Linked DNA regions of Homo sapiens: region 1 is linked to region 2. Evidence: chromatin loops called from intact Hi-C (ENCODE). Cell type or tissue: B cell. All regions are shown on one strand. Links, peaks and the distances in the headings refer to the core of each region. The heading gives the core; the rest is flanking DNA.

Evidence for each region. Peaks named below come from ENCODE experiments on the same cell type or tissue, not always from the same donor. Only the 100,000 strongest peaks of a DNase experiment are listed, where the experiment ranks them.
Region 1: a loop joins it to region 2, with 11 times the contacts of the local background. A loop is called at or near these places in 12 of 110 quality-filtered maps.

Annotation. Positions count from the first base shown.
Region 1 is chr3:157,614,178-157,622,661 of GRCh38, reverse strand. No RefSeq gene overlaps it. Among named protein-coding and RNA genes, the nearest start is that of VEPH1, 120 kb to the right of the region's middle. In B cell, for the core only: CTCF peaks have their summits at 4,141 and 4,341 (motif pointing left); a DNase peak (open chromatin) is centred at 4,361.
Region 2 is chr3:158,643,190-158,645,689 of GRCh38, reverse strand. It overlaps GFM1 (G elongation factor mitochondrial 1), which reads right to left and starts at 1,163. Exons shown (of 18, transcript NM_024996.7): 1 at 975-1,163; 2 at 1-61. The coding sequence starts at 1,055. In B cell, for the core only: CTCF peaks have their summits at 1,057 and 1,257; a DNase peak (open chromatin) is centred at 1,189; H3K4me3 peaks cover 1,227 bases; H3K27ac peaks cover 793 bases.

The sequences.
Region 1 (8,484 bases), core at 3,005-5,504, 1.0 Mb after region 2:
AAGCAGAGGCATCATCTGCCTTTGTGAGTCCAGGAAAAAAGTTTCTTTTAAAGTAAAAATCACAAGCACCAATGCAGCTTTGGGGACAGGGGCCTACAGAGAGAGGGAGGTCCAATGCCAGATGTTTGATAGCCTGTGGGAGGGAGTGGGCTCAGTCAGCTGCACCAGCCATGAGTGGAGCTGCTCTTCCTTGAATGTATGGCCTGGAATACTTCCAGCGGATACATCCCTTCAGTAATGGTAAACTCAAACTTGAGCTGGGGGAACAAGGTTAGGACAAAGCGAACCCCAAGATGTCAGAAAATCAGTGAGGATTAAGAGCATGTCAGCTGATGTTGAAGTCAAACTTTAGACCAGAGGAGTTGGTGTGAAGGAGTCAGTTTTATGAGGATAACAGGGAGACACTAGGGCTTGATGGCTCTGGGACCCTGGGGATGGAGCGGAACTCCATAACTCCCTGTGTGAGAGTGCCCTCTTGCTCTATCCTCCTCTATCTCAAGCTCTGTTGGCTGATTTGAAAGGGAACGAGGTAATATCTGAAAGCGCAGCAGGGGTGGGAATGAGAATGATGCTCGGAGAACACCGTCCAGGCTTCTGCCCCCTCACTGTAAAGTGACGAGGGTGGGCACAACATTTTCATATTGTTGCCCGATGAGGATGGTAATGGAGACAGACAAGGCTTAGAAACTGAGGATTTCTCTCTCTCTCTCTCGCTCTCTCTCTCTCTATATATATACACACACACACATATATATACATACATGCATATGTGTATACATACATATATGTGTGTGTATATATACACGTGTATATATACATACACACACACACACACACACGTGAGTGTGTTACAGTGTGGTCTCTCCACCCGACAGACATGAGGCCATAATGTTTGTTCCCATAGAACTTAGACTAAAGAGAGAAGGGATCAAATTTGCAACATCATGTGCACAGTGATCTGGAAAGTGTTGGCAAAAGCATATAGACCCTGGCACCAGGCTGGAGTTTGAATCCAGGACCCATTGCCAACTAACTAGATTATGTTGGGCAAGTTTCTTGTACGTGAAATAGAGGTAATATCGTAGCACCCTTGTGTGTTAGTTTGCTAGGGCTGACGTAACAATAAGTACCACAAACTGGTTGACTTAAACAACAGAAATTTATTCTTTCACAGTTCAGGAGGCCAGAAGTCCAAAATCAAGATGTAGGCAGGGTTGGTTCCTTCTGAAGGCTCTGAGGGAGAATCTGTTCCATGGCTCTCTCAACAGAGGAGACAATGGAGTCTGCCTCTGTTGCCCAGGTTGGATCGCAGTGGCATGATCTCGGCTCACTGCAACCTCTGCTTCCCAGGTTCAAACAATTCTCCTGCCTCAGCCTCCTGAGTAGCTGAAACTACAGGCATGTGCCACCATGCCTGGCTGTTTTTTTTGTATTTTTAGTAGAGATGGAGTTTCACTATATTGGCCAGGCTGGTCACTATATTATGTATATATTTTTTTGAGATGGAGTCTCACTTGGTCATCAAGGCTGGAGTACAGCGGCGTGATCTCAATTCACTGCAGCCTCGGCCTCCTGGGTTCAAGTGATTCTCCTGCCTCAGCCACCTGAGTAGCTAGGATTACAGGTGTGAGTCACTGTGCCCGGTCTGTCTTAGTATATTTCTTTACAAAAAACCCTCCCCACCATGAATCCAACAGCCCAGTGGATGAAATTTTGCTTATGTGTATTTCACACCCAAATTCTTTACATGTGAAGAATATGCTGTTCATCCATTGTCATAGACCATCTGTGCTGAGTTTTGCTACAGGTGGAGTGAGGAACCCTGATAAGCCATTTATAGTCTCAATCCCAGTTCTTCTTGATTTCAGGGCCTTCATTTAAAAAAAAAAAAAAGGCCAGTTTGCATAAATGCTTGTGAAATAGATTGAAGCAAATGGGTTAAATATTTACATCAAAACTACTAGTTAACATATTCCAGCTAACTAAACTTACTGACCATGTAGGTTTATAACTGTATATAGGTTTATAACATTTTCTAACACCAAACAGCTAATATCTGTTTTGAATTAATATAGTATACTAATGTTTAGCTCTCCTTTTACCAAGGTTAATTGTTAATTATTCCAAGGCAATTATTTATGTGCTTGAAAGCGGGTTTGCTGAGCCTGGGTCCTCAGTGTTGTGTTTTAGGATTTGTAAGAGGCAAATACGCTTGCATAAAGGCAAATTAATTATTTAGAGACGAAAGCCTTCATGAATGCAGTGGGCCATTACAAGAATTAGACTTCTCAAAAGGAGGCTAGTAGCAGCACTCCTCCTCTCCAAATAATCAGAATTATATGTCTGGCCTGAAAATATGCACAAGAATGCATATACACCCACAAATACTTGTGTGGGCTTGCTGCTTCCCTCTCTGCCCCATCCCTTTTTATTATTTTAGCCAAAAGACTCAGAAACAGATCACTTACAGAATTTTAGAGCAAATAATCCACTTGGTCATTCCACCAGGCTCCAAAAGATAGACCTTTGAACAACGACAGCTGGAAAATCCTGAGGCATCGGACACACTAATAGAGGATTCTCCTCCTGTTTTCAGGAGTCTTTGAAAACCGAAAGGCATAGTCCACAGCACAACATGTGACAAGACATTTATTTTCATCTATTTGCTGTAAGCCGTTGAAAACTAGAAATATCAAATTAGATCAAATGTTTTAAAATAGGTTAAAATCGATCCTTTCCTTGCATTTTGGGTTCTGCCCAAATAGTCCTCAGATTGGAGCCTCTGCAGCATGAATATATATTTCATCATAAGAGCAAAAGCAAAGCCCCTAATGGTGATAATTACTGTCACCAAAATAGAAGGCTAATTGTCAGAGGAGTTCTTTCCTCTCCATGCGATGAAGGGCTAGGCAGGAATGCCTGGCGTCTTTGGGCAGAGACATTTTTTCCTTTCAGTTTTTTCAGGACGTTTAAAAATTATTTCATCTATAGACACAGAGTAATCGGATAAAAATCCAGTGAGAATTTTGTCAGACAAAGGCTTTATTAGGTGTTTTGTTTTGTTTGGTCCCCGCCAACCCTCTTTGAGGAATAGAAAATGTGGAAACCACAAGGCACACAGCCCTTGCGACTTTGGCCTGGACTGCTGGTGTTTATTCTTTTATTTTTAGGACTCTCATCCAAGGGTAAGCAGCACCTTTCTTAAAGAAACTCCAGACCCTTGACTGCCTTTCTCTTATCATTAATCCTCACAACTTCCCGGAGAAGCTGGGAAGAGACAGCGCTCTGCATCCTCCTTTATAGATGGAGAAGCTGAGGTTTGGGAAGGTTAAATGACTTGCCCAAGGTTATTTAGCAAATTAGGAGAGTCCACTTGGGAATGGAGCTTTGGGTTCTTAGGTTCTGGGGCTGCAGCCAGGAAACCCCAGCCACAAAGAATCTCTTTTGTGCTTGATTTTGTTCACGTGCCTATTTATATAGAAAGAAAATAAGTAAATGTTTCAGTTCTTCTGCCCTCTCCCTTTATGCCACACCAATACACACACACGCACACACATGCGCGCATATGCACACACACACACATATGCATGCACACATGCACATACACACCATTAGCCATGGGGGAAAGAGATAGCCCTAAATTAGAACTTCCAAATAAACTCACTGATTTGCTGCAATGATCTCAATGTATTCTATTGTTTTAGACCCTATTGCATGAAGGTGTCACTCCTACATCCTGTCCTCACTCTGAGAACTGGGCTCATATATCTCATTATAGCCATATTTAAAGAGTTGGTAAAAGAACAACCACTCCATTGATATGGAATTTCTTTAAAAAAAAACTTTAAAGAGGATTTACTGCTGTTATCATAGCGGAGAATAAAGATGGTGTGTAATTCATGGAGAAGAAAAAAATTTCCTACAAATCAAGGTGCTCTTGCAGGCTGCACTGGATTCGCATTCAGGAATGAGACTTGATGATGTGAAGCCCTTGTGCTCAGGAGTGAGTAGTGTCAAGGCAGGGGGAAGAAAGAGACCACATCTTAAGGAACACATTTTTCTACTCAGTTACAGGGCTGGGAATACAATAATGACATGCTCAAAGTTTTAAAGGTGAACTCACACAGAAACACCGACTGTGGGGAGAAGTGACCTGTCCTGAGGAAAGAGGGAGAGGAATATCAAAGTCTGGTAGAAAAGAAAAGAATACCATCTTCAGGGCAAGTAGTACCTTCTCGCTTGTGTAGATGCAGGTTTGTAAGTACAATAGATCCTTTGGTAAAATGTTTGCACCGAAGAGGCTGAGTTATTTTATTTTTGAATTGCAAGTTCTCCATCTAGTGGTCAGTTTCTAGAACAACAAGTTCATGGTGTTACTGATGTCATCCTTTGGATGCAAATTACTTAGTTCGCCTTTTTTTTTTTTTTTTTTTAATGACTAATGCCTGCATCAATCATAGCAAGCTATTGAGCATATAACTTCCGGCAGGCACAGTTGGCAGTGGTTTTCAAGAACTAAAAGTATTTGTATATTGGCAATTTAAATCACAGCATTTTCCATTGCTGAGAACAACTTCCCTGACTTATTATTTAAAATTTAATTACCTTGACATTGTTTCTGAGGTGAAAAAATAGTCCATAAGAAAATTTATGAAAATGTATGCTTAAATTCAACATGTATTCTTCAACAGGAGAAAATGAAAGGGAGTCAGGCGTTCATTGGGTATTTGGTCACTAAACAAAATGTCTATGAACTGTTTTTAAGTTTAATATTCTTGATGGAGCTTGCTGGGCAAGGAAAGATAAGGAGTCTGCTGACCTCTAAAGAAACAAGGGGATCTGATGTGGCTACATTGTCCACTGCAGTGGTCTCCAAGTGTGAGAATTATACTACTGATTGTATTGGAGAAAAATTCTTCTCACTGATGACATTAGATAGCATTGGAATCAGGTCCAGAATCAGTTTCAGTTTTGTCCTCTTAGGTCTTTAACATCCCTGAAACCTGCCAATCATCCTTTCTAATAAAAGAGAACGGATTTCCAGCATGTTTTCTTTGCCCAGGCAACAATATACAGTTAAAATTTCATTTACTATTTTGCATTGTCTTTAGTTAATAACTTCCTATTAATGGCAAGTGATACCGCCTTTTCATAAAGTCATGATATAAAATTTCCCTTTAAGATAAATTTATTGAAATAAAAATATGAGTCAATTTGAAGAAAAAACATTGAATTGTATAGAAAGCATATGGACACGGGAACATCTCACGGATGCAGGCCAATAGCAACATGAGCTGAAAAAGATTCTACTCTGGGAACTCAGGGTCTGTTCACTGCTCTGGATCTGCCACTCACCCTCTGTAATTACCTGCGTGTGTTACTTAAATCTCTTTCGACCTCCATTTTCCTCATCCATGGAGTGTGGCTTCTTAAAGCAACTTTTAAAGTGGAATTATTCTTTGCCTGAATTCAGAAGATGGGCATGGAGATAAGGAAGCAAATAGAACATCCTAAAGCAATCTTCGCCAAAGAATGAGTGGGACACATGGAAGACCCAAGGACACACAGAGGTGGTGAATTATGTCCAGCCTCCGACCTGTACTTACCTACAAGCCCCAAATTATAGTCATGGTCTCCAAAATTCTAGCTCATGCATACTAAAGACCCATTAAATCAAAGAAGTATCAAAATATATCATTTCTTATTATGGGATATCAGAAACAGAGTAGAATCCTGCTTCTTAAAGCCGTGCAAAGGACAACCCAGTGGGCATACAATGTGGCTTTGGCCCCCCTGAAGGCAGGCTTCTCCTGAAGCAGAAGAAACACTTGCTGGGGAAAGCTGGGCCTGAGGGGGCCCAGGGGCTGAGGCCTTCATAGCAGAGAAGCACCACATATGCATAGAGCAGTGTCCACGTGGGTTCACATGGACTGCGGGAGCCTGAGATGAAACTCCACCTTCTTCTTCACTGAGCCCCAGCCTGGGCCTCATGCCCATGGTCTGTGTATGCTGTCTCATCCAGCCCTGACACCAACCCTGAAATACAGGTATGTTACCCAGTGTTAACACAGGTGCAAACTGAGGCTCAGAACGAGTGAGTTCCTTGCCAGAGGGCACTTGACTTATAAGTGGCAACACCAAGCTTGAGCCTGGGTCTCTGTGATCTTGGAAATGCAGATTCCACTGCCAGCTGGGACAGGAAGCCTGGGCTCCACATGGGAAGCCATGACCCCCTGTACCCCCCACCATAGACAAAAGCACTGGGGCACAGAGAGATTGGCTTTTCCCCTCTCTGGGGTATGATTGGTGAAGTTAATCAGCCCTGAGTCTCTAGTGTTCATTCTGTGACACAGCACACACACACACACACACACACACGCATGCACGCATGCACATATACACCAAAGTTACCAGTTCCAAACCTTTTGTTTTATTCCTCTTAACCCTCCCCTACCCATTCACTCCCATAAGAACTATGGCCAATCCTGTCCAGGCTTGAAGAACTGGAGCCATTCAGTGATACGCTGCCCTGGGTCACAGATGGCCACATGGAGTGACTGCCCCCATCCCAAAGAAGAAGAAAGGATTCCCCCCGCCTTCCTCCCTGTCTCCATCAGGAACCTACATGATGCTTCCTTCTCCTGTGGCAGACGACTCTCCTCTGTCCACCCTAGAATTGATCTATGAAATATAAAACTAAGTCACCAAATGAGAGAATAGCCAATTGCCAGAAAACACAATAAGCAGCTGAATTCTTGTGCTCTTCTGAAATGACCCCAATATACTCAGTAGGTACCATGTGTCAGGCACTGCAGTAGGCAGGGGGTGGGAAAGAAGAGGCCTAGGGCCCCACTCATGCTCCCTTAGAAGGAAAGATGCAAAGTGGTATGACTTACTACAATCCATGGTGGAGTGAAGCGTCATGTCACCTCTTTGTGCATTGGTTGTTTCTTTTCCATTGTCAAATGGAGATAATAACACCACCTATGTTGTAGGGTTGTTTTGAGGAAAAGACCCATACACTTAACATGTGGCCTGGTACATAATAATACATGCTATGCACCAACATCCTTCTCCTCATCATCACCATTGAGATAATGACCGTGTTAGACTTTGGGTGACATTAGGGGTAAGCTTTGATGGCTGGAATTGGGCAGATAGAGAGGTTTGTAGCAAGAGCAGTGTGGTGCTCTGGGTGAGGGAATTATTCTGAAATAAAGTCAATGGGTGGAAAAGCTGAAAGAGAGAGGTTGAGTTTAGGGAACTCTTAGAAATGTGGCTTGGCAGGAAAGCAGGCCTGTGAAGGGAGCGGTGAGCCAGTGTGATGAAGGACCTGCAACTCTGAGGTGAGGAGTTTGAATGGATAAGCAGTGGAGACCCACCAAAGACATCTATTGATTAGGGTAAGATAAGGAGATAGGTATTTCCTCTGAGTAAAGTAAACATAGACAGGGAAAAATCAAGGCAAGGGAGACCAGTCAGGTAGCAGTAAATCATCCAAACGACTGAAAGGTAAGCACTTTGACCTGGTGTATCCTGACCAGGGTGACTCAGAAATCCAGACACCGTTACTCCCTGTTCTTTCTCCTCTGAAGTGTGGCTTCTATTCAAACAGAGCAATGGGAATCACCATTGTCAGAAGCTGAACTCACATGCCCATTGCCCAATGCCCCATACAGGAGAAATTTAATGAAAACCCAAGTCCATTTCCTCTAAGATTGTGACTTCTAGTCTTTCCTGGAGCTTAAAAGGAAGGCTGAGACAAAGTTCGGATGAAAGTTTGCAGAGCACCACTGACCTCAGCTCCTGGTCTGAGGACAGCCTGTCTCAGAGACTCCCTTGCCTCTTCTTTCTGGGATTGTGATTGGTGGGTGCAGCCTGAGACGTGGTTGGCTGAAGAAGTCTCTTCGTGAGGGAATTAAGCTACTGTGGCTTCATAGGAGGCCAGTTCCAGAGCCGTCTCACCTCCCATTTACCTTCATCCTCTCCTGTGGAACTGGTGTTTTCCTTAGGCCCAAAAGGAGACAAGAGCTGTGAGAGAGGGAGGTGAGGTTTTTTTTGTTTTTTGTTGTTGTTTGTTTGTTTGTTTGTTTGTTTTGAGATGGAGTTTCGCTGTCGTCACCCAGCCTGGAGTGCAATGGCACGATCTCGGCTCAATGCAACCTCCACTTCCTAGGTTCAAGAGATTCTCCTGCCTCAGCCTCTCAAGTAGCTGGGATTACAAGCACCTGCCACCATGGCCAGCTAATTTTTGTATTTTTAGTAGAGACGGGGTTTCGCCATGTTTGCCAGGATGGTCTCGATCTCCTGACCTCAGATGATCCATCTGCCGAGTTTGGCCTCCTAAAGTGGTGGGATTACAGGCAGGAGTCTTTTGAGAGGATCCATCACAATGGTTGGGCAGAAGCTCAATGATTCTAACTTGGCTCATGAATGGCGTGGGGGTAGGAAACACAGCCAAAATATTGGCTATGATTTGAATGT
Region 2 (2,500 bases), core at 1-2,500:
TTCGTATTTTTTCATTAGGAATCACCCCTGATGAAGACCATCGGCAGGCCTTCCAATTAACCTGAAAAAAATACGAGAGCTCAATTCTATGCACCTTTTATAAGAGAGAACAACAGACAATTAAAAGGAGTATGGTGGACATTATTCCTCCAAGAAATCTCACTGGATATGAGATAGCTTGAGAAAGGCACCAGGGGAAACCTTTAAGCCTGGAACTCTTGTAATCAGAGGACAGACTTCAAAACAAGACAGTAAAGACGTATTCTTTTAAAATTAATTAATGAATAAGTTAAATTTAATTAAAATGGGAGACACTTTTTACTGCAGATTTGAAAATACACACTGGGGCAGATAAAATCACAAAGACAGCTCCAAAAAATACTTTAATAGAAAATACAAATTTTAGCTTAAATTTAACTTAATTTTTTTCCCTTTCTCCTTTATTGTAGTTCACAGATGACAAATATGTTTGAGAACTTATATGCTCTATGCAGTGATGCTAGTAGCTCCAAGACAGCCCCCAAAGATTTCCAATTCCCTCCAAACAAAAACAATTCATGAAGCTTGTTTTAACTTTACTCTGGTGGCAGGGGATGGGGATCCCTATTAGATGGAATGAAGATACAATATAAACCTTTCCCTATAGGACTGCACATCCAAAATGCACAATTATTCACGGGAAAAGAGAGGCAAAAAAAAAAAAAAAAAACCTTAGAAAAGGTGGATAAAATATCAAAGTATCTGAGTGACAGACACTTTTAGTTGATTAAACCCTAGGGATACCAGAGAGCGAAACAAACGAGCTAACGAGCTAATGTGCAGGCACCGAGGTGCTTTTCAGCACTGACGAGCGACTGCCAGTATTCGGAGCTGTCAGTCATGAGGACCCAGGGGGTGTCACGGCCTTCCATTGCCCAGAAGGGATCACAAGGTTCCGGGAATGGTCCCGATTTAGCCTCTCTATGCTCCGGTACCTGCTTCCTCTGCCAGCCTAGGGAGGCGGGGGCCCTTCCGCGCCCCAGAGCCGCGACGGCTGCAGCTCCCAGGAGTCTCATGGCAAGCGCAGAGCACGCGTCAAAGTCCCGTGGCGCCGGGTGGGTTCAGCTGCCGGTAACGCACCGGGAAGCGGTCAAAGTCACGCCGGCAGCCAATGTTGTAAGAGCACTTCCGGGGCAAAGGACGCGAGGAAAAAGAGAGTGAGGAAAAGAAAGAAGAGCAACTGGATTGGAGGCGGAGCAGTGCCTACGCTGCTCGCGCGCCGTCTGCCGACTTGGAAGAGAAAGTGCAATCGCTTTGCGGAGCTAAAGAAGTGTTTGCTCCCAGTAAGACGGCATAGGTATATGGGTGAGGGAAGGGAGTCCTTTTGTCTTCGTCTTCTTTTTTAAATATTACCTCTGTATGAAGATACAGAATTTAAACATGGTTGTTAGGCCTATAAAGCAATGTGGAGAAATGTATATAACAATTTAAGTAGAAAAGAGCAAAATTGTCTATTACAAATATTAATAGGTATATATATGACATGGCCTGAAAAAGAACGTGGACAAATTATAGTGAATGAACTATCAATTACAATTACAAATACTTTTCCTCATGTCAAAATGTTATTTGTTATTGTTCGATGTCAGACATTTCATGTCCTGTCCATGTGGAAGACTGCATCCTTGACCATTCTGCTTGGATGTGTTAAGAGGCATGTTGAACCTAACAGGTCCAAAACTGAGCTTCGGATCTTCTTCCCCAAACCTTCCACAGTCTTATCCATCTCATAAATGTAAACTTTAGTGATTCTAGCCAAAAATATTAGTCGCTTTGACACCATGCTGTGACATCTCCGGTCTAATCAGTCAGCATATCCTGTAAGCTCTACTTTCAAAAAGACATCCAGGGCCGGACGCGGTGGCTCACACCTGTAGTCCCAGCACTTTGGAAGGCCGAGGCGGGCAGATCACGAGGTCATGAGATGGAGACCATCCTGGCTAACACAGTGAAACCCCGTCTCTACTAAAAATACAAAAAAAAATTAGCCGGGCGCGGTGGCGGGCGCCTGTAGTCCCAGCTACTCGGGAGGCTGAGGCAGGAGAATGGTGTGAACCCAGGAGGCGGAGCTTGCAGTGAGCCGAGATCACGCCACTGCACTCCACCCTGGGTGACAGAGCGAGTCTCAAAAAAAAAAAAAAAAAAAGAAAATCCAGAACTTACTTCTCCCCACCTCTCAGTACTGCCGTTTCTGGAGGGAACTATTGTAATAGCCTTGTAACCGATCTCACTGCTTCTATCCTTGCTGTTGTCAGTGGGCCGGTTCAGGTGCTTGACTTCACCACACAAAAGAATTTGAAAGCAAGTACAAAGTAAGAGTAGGCAAAAAAGTTTATTGTAAACCAAAAGTACACTCTGAGAGGCAGAGTGGGCTGCTCAGAAGAGAGACAGACAGCCTTTAGTATCTCTAGGGAATTCCCTTTATGGGTGAGGCAGGAGAACAGGGTCTAGAGACAGGGAA